Linked DNA regions of Homo sapiens: region 1 is linked to region 2. A link is a loop called in an ENCODE intact Hi-C map of the cell type or tissue named here. Cell type or tissue: mammary epithelial cell. All regions are shown on one strand. Each heading gives the region's core, and the rest is flanking DNA. Links, peaks and the distances in the headings are about the cores only. Region 1 overlaps LIN28A (lin-28 RNA binding posttranscriptional regulator A). Region 2 overlaps CEP85 (centrosomal protein 85).

Region 1 (9,592 bases), core at 923-8,922, 140 kb before region 2:
TAATATTGTTAAAAGAAAAAACAAAAAGCAAGATTTAGAACAATATGTATGGAATAATCCTATTAGAACACTGCACGTTTGTACCAAAATTTAAGGACACTGATATTTATAAAGCAGTTAGCAAACAGCCAGCAGCCATCAAGAAAAAAAAAAAAAGTAGTTGTTGATACAGCTAGTTCTGTAGCAAAGCCAGGGTCAGATGAACCCAGAGTTCCTGATTTAAAGCTCAGAGCTCATTCTATCATGCCACTTACTGCACCACCAACTTGACATTAGCGGAGGTGACAGCATCTCAGACCCTACCCAGAATAGACTTCATTACAGCTTCATCTATTATAGTAAAACAACAGTGTCAAATATGTCAACAAGGAGTAGTCGTCATAGAAAATGGAGAAGCAAAAGGGATCACTGTGCACTTACCTAGTCCTGGCTCAAGGGAACATGAGTAAGTAGCATTCGTATTTTATGCTGGTGGCTGGGGGGTAATATTCCAAACTGGAACTTAAATGAAACATGCTCTTCATCAAGATGAAGGAACCACAGATTCCTTATCACTTAATTTTTTTTTTTTTTTTTTGAGAAAGTCTTGCTCTGTCGCCCATGCTGAAGTGCAGTGACACGATCTCAGCTCACTGCAACCTCCGCCTCCTGGGTTTAAGCGATTCTTCTGGGTTTAAGCTAGGACTACAGGCGCACGCCACCACACCCAGCTAATTTTTGTATTTCTAGTAGAGACAGGGTTTCACCTTATTGGCCAGGCTGGTCTCAAACTCCTGACCTCATGCCTCCTAAAGTGCTGGGATTACACACCATGCCCGGCCAAATTTTTGTTTTAAGATGATATTGCAGGCCGGGTGCAATACCTCTCTCGCTGTTTCACAGTAACCACCCTGAGTTTAAAGTTAGATTTGTAAGGTCGGGCATGGTGGCTCACAACTGTAATCCCAGCAATTTGGGTGACTGAGGCAGGTGGATTCTGAGCTTGAGGCTCAGGAGTTGGAGACCAGCCTGGGCAACAGGGCGAAACCCTGTTCTCTACAAAATAATACAAAAATTAGCTCAGCATGGTGGCATGTGCCTGTGGTACCAGCTACTTGGGAGGCTGAGGTAGAAGGATCGCTTGAATCTGGGAGGCAGAGCTTGCAGTGAGCTGAGATCGCGCCACTGCACTCCTGCCTGGGTGAGAGAGCAAGAACCCATCTCAAAAAATAAAGATTATATTAGATTTGACTTATTTTTTATTGAGCGGGGTGGGACAAGAGATGCAATTAGTGGGTGAGTTGGGAGGTCCTAGAGGAGCCAGACCAAGAGCCTTCTGGACCCAAGCAATTCCAGCTTCATTTGCTTGCCCAGCTTGTCTTAGGCTGGGACACTCCTAGTTCTAGCTGTGATTCAGCAGGTAAATAGTTAAGAACAAGGGTTGATTGAGTCTGATGGCCTGTTCCCTCCTTTCTTTAATCATCTATAAAATGGAGTAAATACTAATTTTATGGTAGTGCTGTGAGGTTTTACACATGAAAAGTAGTTAGCACTTCGCCTGCTACACATAAATCCTCAGGGAGTGGCAATTATCAACCTCTTCACACTGGGTGGCGTGGGTTAACAGAGAGAACTAAGTGCCAAGCATCTGGTTTTATCCTAACTAGCTATAGAAACTTAGAAGAATATCCCCTCTCTAAGCCCCAGTTGACTGGAGAGTAACACCTTCCTCTATGGACACCTCATAGGTTTATTTTAAGAGGATCATATAAATGGGGACATGCAACAAGAAATTGACTAGTCCTCTCAGGTCACTCACTGCATCACTGGAGGATCTGAGGTCTAAGACTTTTACAGAGTAAACCCCCACCCCTGCAGGTACCTCAGTGTAATCAAGAGATTTAAACTGGTGGTCTCCAGGGGTGGCTCCCTGCCCTCCTCCCCCGCCCCTTTCTAAAACACATAGTTTGAATTCCTCTCTTATCAGATAGGTAATCAGCGTGCAGCCCCACAGAGCCAGCCTCCCAGGGCCTGCATCTGAAAAGCGCCTGAAATTCTTGTACCACCCCCATTCCACCCCCAACCACACACAAAGCAGGGCCCCGCCCCCTTCCCCATCCCCTCCAAAAAGAAAAGACCTTAGGGGGAGGGGCATGGCCTGAGCTCCCCCAGTAGAGCCCAGCCCCAGGAAACAAAGAGTTGACACTGGCTGGTTCTGGTGGTCAGATTCCTGGAGTTCCAAGGAGCAGATCCCTCTTGCATCTCCCTCTCCCTCCTCCCCACATTCAACTGTTTCTTCCTTCCTCTCTATGTTGGGGTTATGGTCACGGGAGAGAACTAGATATAGAAAATTCTTCCTTCCCCAGGCAGTCTTGCCAAAGTCACCATCAGCAGCCATCTCCCTTCTCTGGCTTGCGCACTGCCCACTTCATGGATAGAACCAAACAGGACCCCCTCCCCTTGGGTCTCTTCAGTCCAATCCTGAATTATTGATTCAGATAAATTATTTTAAAGGGGAGGGGGAGAGAAGGCATGACCCATATCATCCTTTCCCAATTTCTTCAAGTTAGGACTGTGGGGAGCCTACATGGGCCTACTGTGTTGGGGAATGTGGCATCAGACAACAGACAGCATTTCTTTTTCTTTTTTTTTTTTTTAAAAAGTCTGGCTCTGTTGCCCAGGCCGGAGTGCAGTGGCACAATCTCGGCTCACTGCAAGCTCCGCCTCCCGGGTTCACGCCATTCTCCTGCCTCAGCCTGCCGAGTAGCTGGGACTACAGGCTCCTGCCACCATTCCTGGCTAATTTTTTGTATTTTTAGTAGAGACGGGGTTTCACCGCGTTAGCCAGGATGGTCTCGATCTCCTGACCTCATGATCTACCCGCCTCGGCCTCCCAAAGTGCTGGGATTACAGGCGTGAGCCACCGCGCCCACCCCAAGCATTTCTTTTTCTTTTTTTGATAACAGGGAAGGAATCTCTCCAGTTAAAGTACTTAGGCCTTCTGATCCCTTCTTAATACCTCAGTAATTGCCTGCCTTACCCTATCCAACCCACACCAAGTACCTCATCCCAGCTTCAATTTATGCCTTTGCAAGCTTAGAGATAGAATGAGCCTTAGGGGTCACTTAGGAAATGTGGAGTTAAAAACAAAAGAAAACATTATAAAAGAAAAAAGTATGAAGAGAAAAAAAAAAAACAACACAAAGGAACCTAAGTGTCCTTTCTCCAGAAGTGGCAACAGAATTTCAGGGTACTTGCTACAGTTGTGCAGATTAAAGCTGGGGTTCTTGGCTCTTCCGCAAGAGGCTATTCCAGATCTTCTTCCAGGGCCATTCCAGCCGGAAGATTCTGTAGTGCAGGTCTCTACCTCAATTCTAGGTTCTTAGCTTGCACAAGCATTTGTTGAATGTCTAAGTACTATGCAAAATAACTGTTACTAATTGATTCTTACTGTAGGCTAAGTGGCATTCTAACCACTTTACGTGTTGTAACTCATTTAACCCTCATATCAAACTGGTGCAGTGGGGTGATATGAAGACCCTCATTTTACAGCTTGAGGACATGGAGGCAGAGGGGTTAATAAGCACCTTGGTTAAAGTCGCAATAAGAGGCAAGAGCTGAGCTGAGTGCAGCTGGCCTAACTCTCCCCAGTGCAATTCATTATGATGCAAGTCACATATATAATTGAAAACTTTCTAGTAGCTACGTTTAAAAAAGCAGCTGATGAAAGTAATTTTAATGATTCAGTCCTGTGGTGTCACATCCCTAACTTAGCTTCATTCCTGGAGGTAAGATTTGGTAAGGGAGAACCAACCGGTTCTCCCAGAAGCAGTTATTCGATGGTGTGTGTGTCAAGGAGGGTGTGTGTCAAGGAGGTTGGTGAAAGGGGTGTCTGGAACAGAAGGCTGCAGGCAGCCAATCCCTCTGATCCCCTCTGCTCAGCCACAGCCAGGCCCTGTAGCTCCTGCCTGGAGTTCTCCACCAGATGGCGCTGCTCAGCCTGTCTGCCCAAAGGTAAGCCCGAGGGCGCCTATACCAGGAGGTACTGAGTGGCCCGCTACCTGGTCTGAGCTGTGAACTCAAGTGTTCGGGTAGATTTATCTCCACAGCTCCTTAGGGCAGTCATCTTGTCCTCCCCGTCCCACCCTGCCCCCACCCAACCACCGGCTTGATCAGGGATAAGAATGAAAGGTTCCTAGACTTTTAGGCCAGAAACTCAGTTCTTATATTCTACTGCTTAGAAAAGCCAAGTCCTGTCTAAATTAAATAACACCACGCTGGGCCAGTCATGGTGGCTCATGCCTGTAAATCCAGCACTTTGGGAGGCCGAGGCAGGCGGATCACCACGAGGTCAGGAGTTCGAGACCAGCCTGGCTAACATGGTGAAACCCCATCTCTACTAAAAATACAAAACATTAGCCGGGCATGGTGGCAGGTGCCTCTAATCCCAGCTACTCGGGTGGCTGAGGCAGGAAAATCGCTCAAACCTGGGAGGTGGAGGTTGCAGTGAGCTAAGACGGCGCCACTGCACTCCAGCCTGGGCAACAGAGAGAGATTCCGTCTCAAAAAAAATAAAAAACCTCGATGGTGAGATCATGTTAAATAAGTCTGTATCAACTGTGTATTCTCCCCCAACTCCTTTGACCTCCCACTCTGACTATGTGGCCAGTGGTTGCTATTCATGCCTGCAGGAAGACAGGAGGCATAGTTTTACCTAGGGCAGTTACTCCAAAAAACAAGAATTCCAGTAGAGTGTGATTAGCAATGTTCAAAAAACTAAATGGCCCTGGTGAATGTTACTGAAAACCACTTGTAAGGCAGGCAGCAGTGTCAACAACCAGAGGGTAGAAACATCCCATATTTGAAGCTTTGTTCAGGATGGTGTCACAGCCTTTACTTTACACTGTCGCCGGGCATCATGGCTCATGCCTGTAATCCCAGCACTTTGGGAGTCCCAGGCAGGTGGATCACTTGAGGTCAGGAGTTTGAGACCAGCCTGGACAACATGACGAAAACCCTTCTCTACTAAAAATACTAAAATTAGCTGGGTGTGGTGGTGTACATCTGTAATCCCAGCTACTTGGGAGGCTGAGGCAGGAGAATTGCTTGAACCCAAAAGTCAGAAGTTGCAGTGAGCCGAGTTCGTGCCACTGCACTCCAGCCTGGGCGACAGAGCAAGACTCTATCTCAAAAAATAAAAATAAAAATAAAAAAAAGACATTGTCTAGAAGCATGTCTCAGAAAGAAGAGGACCCCAGAAGATTCCACAATGTCTTCATGAACCTTCCTACCTCTCTACCAACTTTCTGAAAAATCGAGTCAATTTATTTTTAAGCTGCCTTTTCTTATTAAGACAGAAATAACTCATGGATGACCACTAAATCCGTGGCTTCCACTCTGTCAACAAAAACGAGAGGAACCTCTCTGGGCTCCGAGTGGTGATCTACCCATATTCACTCCACAAACTTTCATAGTGCTATGTTGTGCCCAGGCCATATTCTATGTTGTGCCCAGCCCAGAAAGCGAGCAGCTACAATTGACACCCCTCAGTATCTCTAGTCTTTTTCTCTGAACAAAGATCTCTGCCAACATGGACCCCAGACTGCTAAGTGTACTTCTGATTCACCAAGGTCCTCAAGATGCCCCTTTTCTTATTCATTCCTCAGCCCACCAAATGCATACTAGAAAATTAACCAGGCAGCTAAGTTCCTCCCTTCAAAGAGCTTATGGGTTACATAGAGAAGGGTATAAGACCAGTACCTCAATAACTAGACATGAGGTGAGTAATCAGAGGTGCAGTGTTACAAACCAGGAGGAAAGATTCCGTATATTTCCCCACCCGCCCCCGCAACCCTAACACCAAACCCAGCAGTCCTAACCTAGACCCTGAATAAAGTTGCTCTTACCACCTCCTCACTCATGGCTTTTAGAAAAAGAAGGCCACCTGGCTACAGGGCAATTTCAGCAGTTGTCTAGGTATTGAAAACCTTTTCTCCTAACCCAACTTGGTCCCTTGGTCAAATCTGGGCTTTTGACTCCAAGTCTTCTAATATAGCATTTTAGCCAGAAAGCCAATTTAAACATATTTGAGATTGAAACATATCTGGGTCCTGAGGAGCTATGGGAAAGCAGGGAACTTTTCTTATTTCCAAATTTCTATAAATCTTGAGAGTTTGCAAATTGAGCCACAGGAAACATGAGTTAAGCCAAAACTCTTAAAATGGCCCAAAATGAGGATTTTTGAATTCTTGATGAATCTCAGGAAAATAGTTGACAGTTTAGCTTTCTTGTTCCAGCTTTCCTATATAACTGTGTTTCTCAAGCAGGGATGAGATTTTTGACTCCAAGGGGACATTTGACAATGTATGGAGATGTTTTTGGTTGTCATACCTAAGATGCAACTGGCTTCTAGTGGGTAGAGACCAGGAATACTGCTGTACATCCTATAATACATAGGACAGACTCCCCAGAACAAATTATCCTGCTCAAAACATGTCAATAGTGCTGAAGTCGAGAAACTCTAATTTAAGGGCTTGCTATCTATTTCCCTAACTCTAGAGACAGGCAGATTTCTAGATCTAAAGATGTGTACCTAAGGAAAAGAGTTGTTATAGAAATCTCTTTGCTTTTTGTTTTGTTGTCGTTTTGCTTAGTTTTTGGCTGGGGGTGGGCTTTTCCCCCCACTCATCTACTCTTGAAGAGGATATTACAGCATTTGGGAGAGAGCATAAGAACATTAGTTAACAGGGCATTGGGATCCTAATAACCCCAACTTTGGAAAGGAAAAGAAAATGTTTTTAAATTGCCTTTCCCCCTTCCTCTTTATTTGCAAAGGGGCTCCCTGACCCCCTCCCTCTGGTAGATGCTATCTTAGGACAATTACCTTCTCACCAGCCCACCCCAACCCCAGGGTGCCCAACCCCAGCAGCCAAAGAATGGGAAGTTTTGTTAAAGATTTCTTACCCTCTGCTTCGGGAACACTTTCCTCCTCCCCCAGTAAACAATTTATCCTGTGTTTACTAAATTCCTTTACCATAAGATTTCCAGAGAGTCATTTCTAATTTCACAAATGCAGAAGAGTGGTGGCTCATGCCTGTAATCCCAGCACTTTGGGAGGCCAAGGCGGGCGGATCATCTGAGGTCAGGAGTTCAAGACCAGCCTGACCAACGTGCAGAAACCCCGTCTTTACTAAAAATACAAAAAATTAGCCGAGCGTGGTGGCACATGCCTGTAATCCCAGCTACTCAGGAAGCTGAGGCAGGAGAATCGCTTGAACCTGGGAGGCGGAGGTTGCGGTGAGTGGAGATCATGCCATTGCACTCCAGCCTGGCCAACAAGAGCCAAACACCATCTCAAAAAAAAAAAAAAAAAAAGCAACAAACAAACAAACAAACAAACAAAAAAACAAGTGCAAAGACTGGAATCACTAATCTAACTTACGGTTAAGGTGGGGTTGGAGGACCCCTGACCCAAGCCTTTCTGGCATGCTACCATTATCAGAGCTACCAGGTAAAGGCTCAGGGAATTTCCACCCATCATTGTGCTTTGTGAGTAGAATGGGAAGAGCTGGGGATTAGAGAGACAAATTCTTAATTCTCTTCCAGCTCAGCTCCCTATTGACAACTTACTCAACTATGGGTTCCTGGATGTTCCAAGAGCCTAAAATCCAGAGTATTTCCAAGCCAGCACATCTGACCCAGCATGGTGTAGACTCAATGCCTGCTCTATGCCATCCAATAGTTTCCCAATTGCTCTAGATCCTAAGGTGAAGCCTGCTGAGGCCCAAGTCCCCATTTGCTCAAACAAACAAACAAACAAAACAAGAAAACACCTTCCTTGGGGTATGTATATCACCAAGGAACCCAGAAGATGAGGGGATACATTCCCCTCAGCCCCTCCCTATCTGGCAGCCTTTGGATGGGAGATGAGAAAACGTTGGGTCTGACTCTTTTATTCCAGCCTCCCAAAGTTGGGGGAGCTGTCCAGTCCCCAGACCAGGAAAGATTTTAATCTCTTTGTGATCAGATAAATGGGAGAGTGGGGGAGGCTTGCTACCCTGCTGAGGAGGGCCATTCAAAGCTGGTTCCTGTAATAAAGTGATTTAATAGATCTAAAAAGGCCAATTCCCTTCTTTCTCCCACAATTACTTCCTGTGGGTTATCATTCACATATGTAAATGAGACAGAGAAGGGAGAAAAGCCACTAGTGGGAAACTAGCTGTCTAATGGGGGGTTGGGGGAATAAGGGTGCTGCAAAGGGGCAGCTCAGTATCCTGCTGCAGGTCCTCTTGGCAGATGTTCAAGTAGCCCACTGACCCCATGGCCCCAACAGTAAGTGGTGGCTCCCCATCTCCCTGCGTCTATTTCCCTTGTTTGTTCCTCACTGAAGGCTGTGCTCAAAGACGTCCCTGCTGCCTCCAACTAGTCCATCCAGCATCTCCCTTCTCTACCCCTCCCCCAAAGAATGCCATCCCTTCAGGCTCCAACCCTTAATCCCCACATCCTCCTTTCCCCTCCCCCACACCTCCTAAAGCCAACCTCCCTTAAGTAACCCCTCCCTGCCCGGCCTGGGTGTCAACCTACACGATCTGGGATTAGCAATTTCTTCTTTCCAGATCCAGTCCCAAACCTCCAAAGATGGAAGGGCCATAGGCAGCAAGCAACTTCCTTTCCATGGTCTTTATGGGTAGCTGGTGGCCCAGGACCACCGGAATGCCTCTAGGATATTCAGGAAGGGGAAGCCTGGGAGGAGGGAGACCTGAAGTCTCTGGCTCCTTGTTTGAGGCCAGGAATGTTAAGACAGCAATCAATGGCTGTCTGGGGCCATAAATGCCAAGCGGAGAATAGGACCAGAGGCCAGCCTCCCTTCACCCCCTGCCCTGCGACACTGAATTTCACCCCCTACTGTGCTGCCCTGCTTTAACTGAGAACTTGGGGTTGCGACCTACCGACTTCCCTCCCAGCCTGGCCCAGGAATGTAAGGAAGGCCTGGGCTCTTTGGGTTTTCCTTCCTCACGGGAACTGGACAGCAAAGACCCCAGTCCTGAGCTTTCAAGCCCCCACAGGGATCCTTCAGGGATCTGCCAAACCCAGTTTTTAGTGACCAGCCAGGTGAGGTCTGCATTAAAAAGGGGATGAGGCTGACTTCTCGGCTTTACGCCCCTTGGGTCCAGTAGCCAGTTGCCCTCACTCTCTCCCGCCTTCTGAGCTCCATTCAGACGTTGGAGGAGCTGGGCTCCCGGCTTAGGCCCGGCATGTGCTTCCCTGGCCGGCCTGCTCGCCCTCCCCCCACCGGCAAGCACAATACAACCTTAGTTTCTGCCACATGGGGTCACCTCCCTGCCCCCTGCCCCTTCCCAGGGGAAAGAGGTAATAGACACGTGGTAAGCCGGAGGGGTTCCCGGAAGGGGGCGGGGGTGCTGATAATTGGTGCTGCCTCCCACTACTCCCCCACGAGATAGTTAACAGGGACTCAGAATTGGGGTGCCGAAGCAAAGACAGGGATGCATAATGAGGGCTCCCGATGGCCCTCAATTCAACTGCGAGCCCGGAGCCCACCCGTGGATATGGGCGCCTAGACGCCCTTCCCTGGGCAAAGTTACCGGAATCAGTC
Region 2 (9,592 bases), core at 533-8,532:
CCTTAAGATCCACCCCAGGTCTTGGGGTGGTCCAAGCTCAACCCCAGCTCCATGCTGCAGATGGCATTCCCAAACTGCTACTACTCCCAGCAAGAATTCAGCGGTTGAGGGGGCAGACTCCAGCAACGAGCCCAACTTTGGAGACCTAGCTGTCTGGCACTCAACATCATGCTTCTCAGATGTCCCCCTGGTCCAGGGCTCAGGCAGGTTAACAGCCCAGAAAGACAACCCTTGCTCTGGTAAAGCCACTTCCTCACAGCAACCCAGAGGCTGCCAACTTCCTGAGAGGACTGCTGAAACTTTCCAGTGACAAACTTCTGTTATGACTCAGGGAAGGTTTGCCCAAGAGAAAGTGAGTGGGAAGAGATCTGGTTCTATAGAACGACAGAGGAGCAGAGGTGGCAGAGATAGATAGGGACATGAGGCTGGCTGGACCTGCCAAAGGTTCCTCCACGCTGCTGCCTGGGGGACCTGGCTGAACACCCAGGTGTTTGGCTCTAACAAGCCAAAGTGAGGGGTAGAATAGCGTGGTGGTGGTGATGGAAGGGTATGGAAAACTGAGGAGTCTGTTAAGATACTTTATTTTATAATCAAAATACGCAATACAAACAAATGGACATAACAAAGATTCATATAAATAACTGGTTATAAACTTTATGAGGAAAAATACCCGTCAGCATGGTGGCTGGGCTCCCAATGCACAGGGTGGAGACCAACCAGGCGGCTCTGCCTTTAAGCAGCAGGAGCCCAGAGGCTGAAGGGCTGGCTGGGTGGGGCTGCTCTGAATGGAAGGGATAAGTCACTCCATAAATAAAACACAAACTTGTAAAAACACTTAAGAAAGAGCCTCATTCAGGCCCAGGCATGAGGTCCAAGATGCTGCCAACAGCCCAAAGCTTAGCAAAAATCTTGTAGTGGCTGACTGGCCCACACGTGGCCCCTGCCTGGCCTGGCTCCAGATCTAGAGGAGGCACGGCTGGCCCAACAACCAGATACTAACAAGTGTGAGATGCTCCCTAAACCAGGAGGCAAGAAAAACCAGAGGGCAAAGGTCCCTCACTAAAGCCCCAGAGAAACAACCCAGGAAACACTAAAAGCTGTACTTTAAAGCTGACTTGTACTGGGTACTCTGAACTTTCAAGGAGGCCAGAGCAGGAAAGGGAAAGGAATAACCCCCACCACCCCCAACACAAGAGAGGCACAAATTAGAGGGCTGGGCACAGGCTGTAGCCCTGGGTGAGGGGGTAAGCAGCTTGACAGTTGCTCTGTGGTCTCTGGGATATAATTCTGCCCAAGGCTAGAACCACAGAGAAGAGTTTGCACTCTTAAGTCCAGGAAGGGGACTACCTGGAAGGCCTGAGAACAAAGGAGAAAGTTTAGCACACTAAACACATGGCCAGGACCCTAGGGACACAAGGCAGCTGGAGAGTGGGATCTCTTGTTAAATGGCATGGTAGGCAGATTAGAGTCCTGGCTATAATCCCTAGGGCCCCAATCCTAGTAGTTACGTGCTAACCAACACATTACCCTGAGGCTTCTGGGAGAACAAGAGCCCTGAGGAAGAAGCAGTAAGACCAGGCATGAGAAAACCCAGAAAGCCAGCTCAGTTCCCAAGAAGGCTGGCACATGGGGCCTGAGAATTCTTAAATGGCCATTGTCACTGGTACTTGCTCAGCCTTTCCAGGCCCCTCTGATGAGCTCTCTAATCAGCAGGACCAAGGTGTGAAGTGGGAATGAACATGGATCCATCCCATTGGATGGAGAAGAAAGGTGGACAGCCTGTTCGTCTCTCATGTCAGCCTAGGGCTGGGAACAGTTTGTGAGGACTTATCTGTTGTACCTGCCAAAAGTTAATTAGTAACTCACCGTCTAGAGTGAATTAACAGGACAAACGTAATCCAACATGCCAGTGTGGGTAGGACACAGTTCCCTAATCAGCCCTTGGCCCCCAGATGCAGGCTCTCCCCTCCCCTCTGAGACCTCTCTGGGAATAGCAGACAAGAGAATGTCAGGGCAGAAACCTGCTGGACTAGGCTCTCAGCAGCCCAGCTCCTCCCTGGGGGAATCCCCCAGAATTCCTCACTGTGTGACACAGTTTTCTCCCATGTCCTGGGCATATCTGTCTGACATGGTGGTCCTTAAGTCCTCAATGTCACGACGCAGCTGTTGAACCTCTTCTAGTTTCCTCTTGATCACATCTGGCTTCTGCAAATCTAGCTGAGTCTCTGGGTGCTGTGCTGCTGGGGAGAAGAGCATTTCAAGAGAATGTTAGTTATGAGACATTTTCATGTGGAGGGTGCAGTATGGATAGGCAGTATCTTGAACCCACAGTCTTGGGACATGCACTTTAAAAAAAGCATCTGGGGACAGTGGGTTAATTTGCTGCTGAAGGTCCACTTTTAGTTTGTCCTGCATGCAAGTACCCCATAGCTTGTTTCCAAAAACAGATTTGTGAACACCTACTTTGTGAAACAAATAAATGTCCAGAGGGCAGTGGCCAGGACTATGTACTCTGTCTACATATTACCACAAGAATATGGGAAAGCAGGATGGGGGAGAGAAGAGAAAGAAGGACCCTCCTTCCTGGGCCCCAGACTGGTCTGAGGACTCACAGTGAATGCCCAGGAGCAGGGAGAGATTGGGGTCATGGCCCTGGGCCCTCTGGGTCACAATGCTACAGACAGCCTGCAGATCTTGAAGGCAACTGGCCAACTCCTGGTGCAGCTCAAGTGCCAGCTGGGCCGTGTCTGGTGAAGGTGGAGACCCTGGTTGGGCCTGGCGCAGGTGTTCCTGGAGTGTCAGATTCTTCTCAATCAAGTCCTGGTTTTGCACTGAAAGCTGAGCAGACAGATGGGTAAGCACATTAACTCAGGCCCAGGGAGAGGAAGAGTATCTGTGCATGAGTGTGTGGGTGTGGAAGGGATGGGTGAGTCATAGGCAGTGTCCCTCCTTCCCCAACCCTACCCCTGCCAACAGGCTTTTAGCACTTCTCCCACTATCAGTATCAGGCCTGGTTCTTCCTGTGGGTAGGTTGGGCCCACAGGGCTCTAGCACTGGAGAGGAAGCCAACCCTCAACTGGTTCTGAATCATCAGCATCCAAGTTTCTGTTCAAGAACCAGAGAAGATGCTCCCGCCCCTAGGAACTCTATCTCAAGCCAGTCCCTCAGCCAACTCTGTTAGCCAGGCTATTAGAGAAGGCTTAATGTGAACCGTGAAATCTGAGGAGACACTGGTTTCAATCTCTCCCTGCCACCCTGACAAAAGTGGCCACCAGCCAGCCTGATCACAGTGTGTCAGAGGAATAAAGAGAGTAAGAAAGACAATATGACAGCTAGTAGCCACTAGGTGGGGGGCTGGAGAAGCTGGAACCTGGAGGATCCAGCCCTGGAACAAGTCCTGCCTTTTCAAACTCTCACCTCAGTGGAGTCAGACTTTATTACAAAAACCATCTATTCATGTATGTCTGTCTGTTTCCCTCTCTTCCTGACAGCTTAATCCACTTTCCTTCCCTTCCTACCTTGATTGTATTTTTATAGAGTCTGAATAGAGTCCGTCCTTCAGTCCCAGGCCCTCCACCCACACTGGGCCATGTGACAATCCTAACTCAAGGAGGTTCCTTCCTAGGCACTAGGCCAGTCAGTGAACTTGGTTGCCCCCTGCTGACAGCTCTGTTTAGTGCATGAAGGCCACCAAATCCTCAGTCTTCTTGAACTCTCCACTCCCCAACCCCAGAAACCTGTGGCTTCAAGACAAAGGAAGAGAGAATGACTTTCCCCATCAAAAAGCATTCCTGGGCCCAGCGCAGTGGCTCACGACTGTAATCCCAGCACTTTGGGAGGCCAAAGTGGGCGGATCACAAGGTCAGGAGATGAAGACCATTCTGGCCAACATGGTGAAACCCCACCTCAACTAAAATACAAAAAATTAGCCGGGCGTGGTGGCGCGTGCCTGTAGTCCCAGCTACACAGGAGGCTGAGGCAGGGGAATCGCTTGAACCTGGGAGGCGGAGGTTGCAGTGAGCCGAGATTGCGCCACTGCACTCTAGCCTGGCGACAGAGCAAGACTCTGTCTTAAAAAAAAAAAAAAAACCTTCCTAGGTAATAATTATGGACATGCTAAAACAGGCTTAGGGTCTGTAATATAAAGAATGATGCAATGCACCTTTCCTCTGCCCCCAGAGCTCAGTAGGGACCTTTCCCTTTCAAACACTGGGGCTCTTATTGGGGTAGAGATGGGGAGGGCAAACAAAGAAATCGGGTTTGTGGAGGCAAAACCAAGAGGTCTGACTAATGTTGCTCACCTCCTTCACGGCTGTGCGCAGCTGCTGCAGGGCTGAATCCCTTCGCTGGGCCTCCTCTCTCAGGGCCTGGCTTGTTCCTTCTTCTTGAGCCACTTCCTGCTCTAGGCTCTGAATCACACAGCAAGATGTTGAGGGAACACAGTAGGGGTAACAAGTCTGGTTCAGACAATATCACCGCTGGCTTGGACTATATAGTGACGACTCACCCTACCTACACCCTCATAAGAAATCATTTTAGAACAGTCCTGATTTGTGACCTCCCATTTAAACCCTCCTATAGCCCTTGACCACATACCAAATAGAGGTCAGCTTCTTAGCAGGGCATTCAAGGCCACTGTAGCTCCTACCTACTTTTCTAGTCATATCTCTTTCCACCCTCCACATGGCCAGCCTCTACACCGTCACGATGAATGACTGGCCCTCATCCCTGAAGGCTGCAGTGTCAATGCTTCTGCTCACTTCTCTTTTCCTTTCTTCAAGCTGCTCTTCTGCTGTTACCTCCAGGAAACCTCCAAGGCACACCTGAGCTGTCTTCAATCTGCAAATCAGATCTAATTAATCCTAATCCTACCTTGCTATCATATCCATCATGGCTTACGAGTACATCTGCTTAATATTCTAGTTGGCTATGCACATGATCCTTCGCTCCACTCAAACATAACTTTCTTGAGGGCAGGGAATGTGCTATTCAGCTGAGTTCACTATTTACCGAGCACTTACTGTGACCAGCATTGAGAAGAACACCAAACAGTTCCTGTCTTTTAGGAGTTAACAGTCAAGTGCTCTTGACAATACTGTCTACTAAATGCTGTTCAGAGACATGGAAAGGGGTAGAAGAGCATACTCACAGGTACCTAATCTAGTGAGTTGTGTGTAAGTGTGTCTGTGTTTGTGTGTGTAGGAGCGGTCAGGGGAAGGGAGATATTTAAGCTTTTAAACTTCTGCCTCTCATTCTCTTCATTCAATTTTTCCTCAAATTTTGAAACTGATTTGAATGAAGTGTGAAAATTTTTTTATATTTCTCATTTGGTATTAATAAAAAAAAAAACTGCTAAGGAAAACACCTCATGATCATGAAATAGCCAAAGTGACTATGATGAATCCATCTAATTCCAACAAATTCACATATATATATATATTTTATTTATTTATTTATTTATTTATTTATTTTGAGATGGGGTTTCACTCTGTCGCCCAGACTGGCTGGAGTGCAGTGGCGTGATCTCGGCTCACTGCAACCTCCACCTCCCAGGTTCAAACAATTCTCCTGCCTCAGCCTCCCAAGTAGCTGGGACTACAGGTGCATGACACCACGCCCAGCTAATCTTTTTGTATTCTTAGTAGAGACAGGGTTTCACCTTGTTAGCCAGGATGGTCTCAATCTCCTGACCTTGTGATCTGCCCACCTCGGCCTCCCAAAGTGCTGGGATTACAGGCGTGAGCCACCGTGTCCGGCCTCACCTGATATTTTAATTTGCCTAAGTAGTCTTATCATAGGTAAATGTGCCATTTAAAATGTCAGGCTTTTCCAAACTTTGCAGAACCCCAAGGGTTCTAGGAAACCTATTTTGAGATCCATTAAAAACTCTACTAAAAACCTGGGATTTTAAATGGGTATGTATTAAAATGCTTGCCAGGCTTGACTACCTCCTTACAGGACTTGAAAGAGGTGAACCAGATAGACGTAGCCCAATCCACATAATGGCAAAGGCAAGACTGCAGCCTCCACTTATTCCCTCAAAACGAGTGCATTTCGGGTGTTTTGGTGTGAAAACTTTTAGAGTCCAAAGAGACGCTGAGTGAACCTGCTTTACCCAGAATTTCTTGGAGAACCCAGTTAAAGACACTCCCACTCTGGCCCAAAATAGAAACCTGGAGTCATATTTGATTCTTCCCTATTCTTCAACCCCTACATCTTGTCAGTCACTGATTCCGCTTGATGTTACCTCCTAAAGTCACTTAAATCTGTCCCCTCACATCTCCTCGCTGCTATGCTGCCTTATGCCAGGTTCCCTCATCACCTCTCACGAGAATTTCTCCAACAGTCCCCCTGGACCTTTCTTCTCTCCAGGATGCCAATCTTCCACACTTGAGCCTGAGTTGCAAACCTGACCACATCACATCCCAATTACATGCTGTAATAGGCTGGGCATGATGGCTCACGCCTGTAATCCCAGCACTTTGGGAGGCCGAGGCGGGCAGATCACCTGAGGTCAGGAGTTCGAGACCAGTCTGGCCAACGTGGTGAAACCCCGTCTCTACAAAAAATACAAAAATTAGCCGGGCGTGATGGTGGGCACCCGTAATACCAGCTACTCGGGAGGCTGAGGCAGGAGAATTGCTTGAACCTGGGAGGCAGAGGTTACAGTGAGCCGAGATTGCGCCATTGCACTCCAGCCTGGGCGACAAGAGCGAGACTCTGTCTCCAAAAAAAAAAAAAAAAAAAAAAAAAAATGCTGTAATAGATGCCCACCACCTACATAAAGAATAAAAGCTAACTTAGTTGATAGATAAGGCCCTTCCATAGCCTGGAATGCCCAGGTCTCCATTTACCATCTTAAAGTGGATACGTCAGCAGTATCAAACTGCTTGCAGCACCACATTCAAACTATGCTGTTTCATGTCTCCATGTTCCCACTCATGCTGTTCCTCCTATCTGGAATCCAACACATCCTATCCAGCTCCTCTTGTTTGCCTGGCTAACTCCTCATCCTTGTAGGTTCAGGATCTCCAGAAACCTCTCTTTTACCTCCCTTCCTCCCACTGACTCTCCTGCACTCCCCCAGGATACTGTGGGGACTGCTCTCACAGTACTGTGCTGAAACTCCCTACTATATTTGTGTCCTCTCAGCAAGGCTCAAAAGCACTGACTGGGTCTCATTCTTTTTGTATCCCTAACACTGAGCAACCTGCATGGCAGAGAACAAAATAAATATTGGCTAAATTCTAGAGATTCCATCATTAAGTTCTGCCCACCATGTCCCAAGGATTCCTGCTCACCTGTACTTGTGAGCGCAACTGATCCATCTTCTGCTGCTGCTTCTCCACAATCTGAAAGGCAAAGTTATCAAGGAAGGCTGCGAGCACAAGGCTGACGGTGAGGACAGAGGGCAAGGGGGCTGCACTAGGACATGTGGTCTGGCTATTAGACCATTAAGAGTAAGACCAGGATAAAGATTAGTGAACTCTACCTATAGGAATATAAACCAGACTCCTAATCCTGGCTAACTAGCTTCACAGTTGTGCTCCAATCACAAAGGTTTATACAGGAATGTAGTGTGAACACATAACCACTACTGGGGGAAAGGGAACTCTCACCCTAATAACTGCAGGCCAGTGGAATCAATTTTATAAACAGCCAGTGCAAACTCTTGTTCTTTGGTACAAGGACATGGCTAAAAATTCAGTCTAATGAAGCTTGCCATTTCTAGCACTATGATGGTTGTTGTTATTTACAGCTCTGGTCGTACTGATTATCCAAGAAGGGACCCTAAATAGGCCTGGTTTCTTTGAATCATTTATGGGTCTTCTTTTTTTTTTACTAACCTGCAGTCAGTTTCACCAGCCGGCCCCTGGCTCTCTCGTCTTTGCTGAATTAAGAAACCAGGGCACCTCACTGGTTAGAACTCTGTTCAATTCAAGGGTTTCTGTATGGGCCTGAGCCATGAATAAAGTGCACCAAACTTTACTGCACCATTTTGGGTCATCTAATCTAGATATTCAGAGGCATATCACCCCTCCTCTTACTTTTGCCTATATTCTAAATGAGTGAAGTTTGCCTGTTACAAGGATGACTATCTAAATACAAATTACTATGCAGGGTGACTTCTCCGAAAAGAAAGAAAAGCTCTTGGTAACAAATCCTAGATAGCCCAAAGCCAAGAATTCACGTATCCCTCCTAATACACAATCTTCTCTTTCCTCCCAGCCTACCCTCCGTTACAGCCTGGACACCCTCAGTCACCTTTTGGAGCGAATCGTATCGCTTCTGCCAGGACTCCATTTCCACTTCTGGACCTTCTCCACTGGTCTCCTCCACAGACTGTTTATCTTGCAGGCTGAAAGACAGTGGCCTCTTCAAGAACTCTGAAGTTAGACACAAGTGGCTTTGATTCTTGGTTCTGCTACTTATTGCACATTTTGAGGCAAGACACTTAGTCCAAGCAGTAGCTGGGGATAATACTTGGGTCTGCTGTAATATATGGGGTGCCACACAAAAGCTGCTCAGTGTATGTTAATTCTCTTCCCTAAGGGCCAGAATCTATACAATGTGACACCAATTCTCTACCTGCCCAAGGCTCTTGTGTATTTTGTTTTGATATTTAAAAAATACATATTTATCACATGTATTTAGATTGTAAGTCATACATGTACATTGTAGAAAGTTTGGAAAATACAAAAGCTGTTTTCTTGGCACACACAGTCTGGGGCAAAGCCAACTTTGTCCTCTAACCCCACTTCTGACTCTAACCAATGGTTTCCTCCAGTGGGTCCCTACAATTACTTATAGCAAAGCCCATCTGCTGAGATAAACAACAGGGACACTGTGGTTAAATATGGGATGAGAAATCCAATCTATCCCATTAGAAACTGGATTTGGTCCAAGAGGCTGTTGAAACACACCATTATTTTCAGAAACTGCTATTAATATGGAGAAGGCTCCCAAGACATCCTGAGAGTACATTATGGCATCTTGTTTTGTTCTCAGAACCTGTCATGGCAATGGAGAACAATCCCTAGGGCTGAGGAGAAAGGCTCCTGGTAGCCTTTAGCCTACACAGCTCGAACTGTGGATAACTCTCAGTTCTTATCACCAGTACCCACTTTTGAAAGTATACAGACACCTCATTTCCCAGTTTACAAAGTGCTTTCATTTATTCAACACATACATACTAAGAATTATGTGCCAGGCACTGGGTTAGATCCTTACAAAGGCTATGAAGATAAGCCCCCACTGCATCCATACTCCATGCCAAAGATATAAAAGCCGCTTCCTGGCCGGGCGCGGTGGCTCACACCTGTAATCCCAGCACTTTGGGAGGCCAAGGAGGGTGGATCACGAGGTCAGGAGATCGAGACCACGGTGAAACCCCGTCTCTACTAAAAATACAAAAAAGATTAGCCAGGCGCAGTGGCGGGCGCCTGTAGTCCCAGCTACTCAGGAGGCTGAGGCAGGAGAATGGTGTGAACCTGGGAGGCGGAGCTTGCAGTGAGCCAAGATTGCACCACTGCACTCCAGCCTGGGCGACAGAGCAAGACTCCGTCTCAAAAAAAAAAAAAAAAAAAAAAGC

What was found. A loop is a pair of places that touch in the nucleus more often than their neighbours do. Peaks named below come from ENCODE experiments on the same cell type or tissue, not always from the same donor. Only the 100,000 strongest peaks of a DNase experiment are listed, where the experiment ranks them.
Region 1: it touches region 2 in a loop (10-fold over the local background); 21 of 110 quality-filtered maps call a loop at or near these places.

Annotation. Positions count from the first base shown.
Region 1 is chr1:26,411,587-26,421,178 of GRCh38, reverse strand. All of the region lies in intron 2 of LIN28A (lin-28 RNA binding posttranscriptional regulator A), which reads right to left. Among named protein-coding and RNA genes, the nearest start is that of LIN28A, 5.6 kb to the right of the region's middle. RefSeq lists enhancers at 353-923, 2,068-2,639. In mammary epithelial cell, for the core only: a CTCF peak has its summit at 3,957 (motif pointing right); a DNase peak (open chromatin) is centred at 3,908; H3K27me3 peaks cover 468 bases.
Region 2 is chr1:26,269,781-26,279,372 of GRCh38, reverse strand. CEP85 (centrosomal protein 85) reads right to left here. Exons shown (of 14, transcript NM_001319944.2): 10 at 8,266-8,359; 11 at 7,302-7,352; 12 at 4,302-4,409; 13 at 2,613-2,838; 14 at 565-2,237. The coding sequence ends at 2,080. Among named protein-coding and RNA genes, the nearest start is that of SH3BGRL3, 5.5 kb to the left of the region's middle. RefSeq lists an enhancer at 2,317-3,516. In mammary epithelial cell, for the core only: CTCF peaks have their summits at 3,335 (motif pointing right) and 3,668 (motif pointing left); DNase peaks (open chromatin) are centred at 852, 3,012, 3,622 and 4,362; H3K4me3 peaks cover 59 bases; H3K27ac peaks cover 4,074 bases.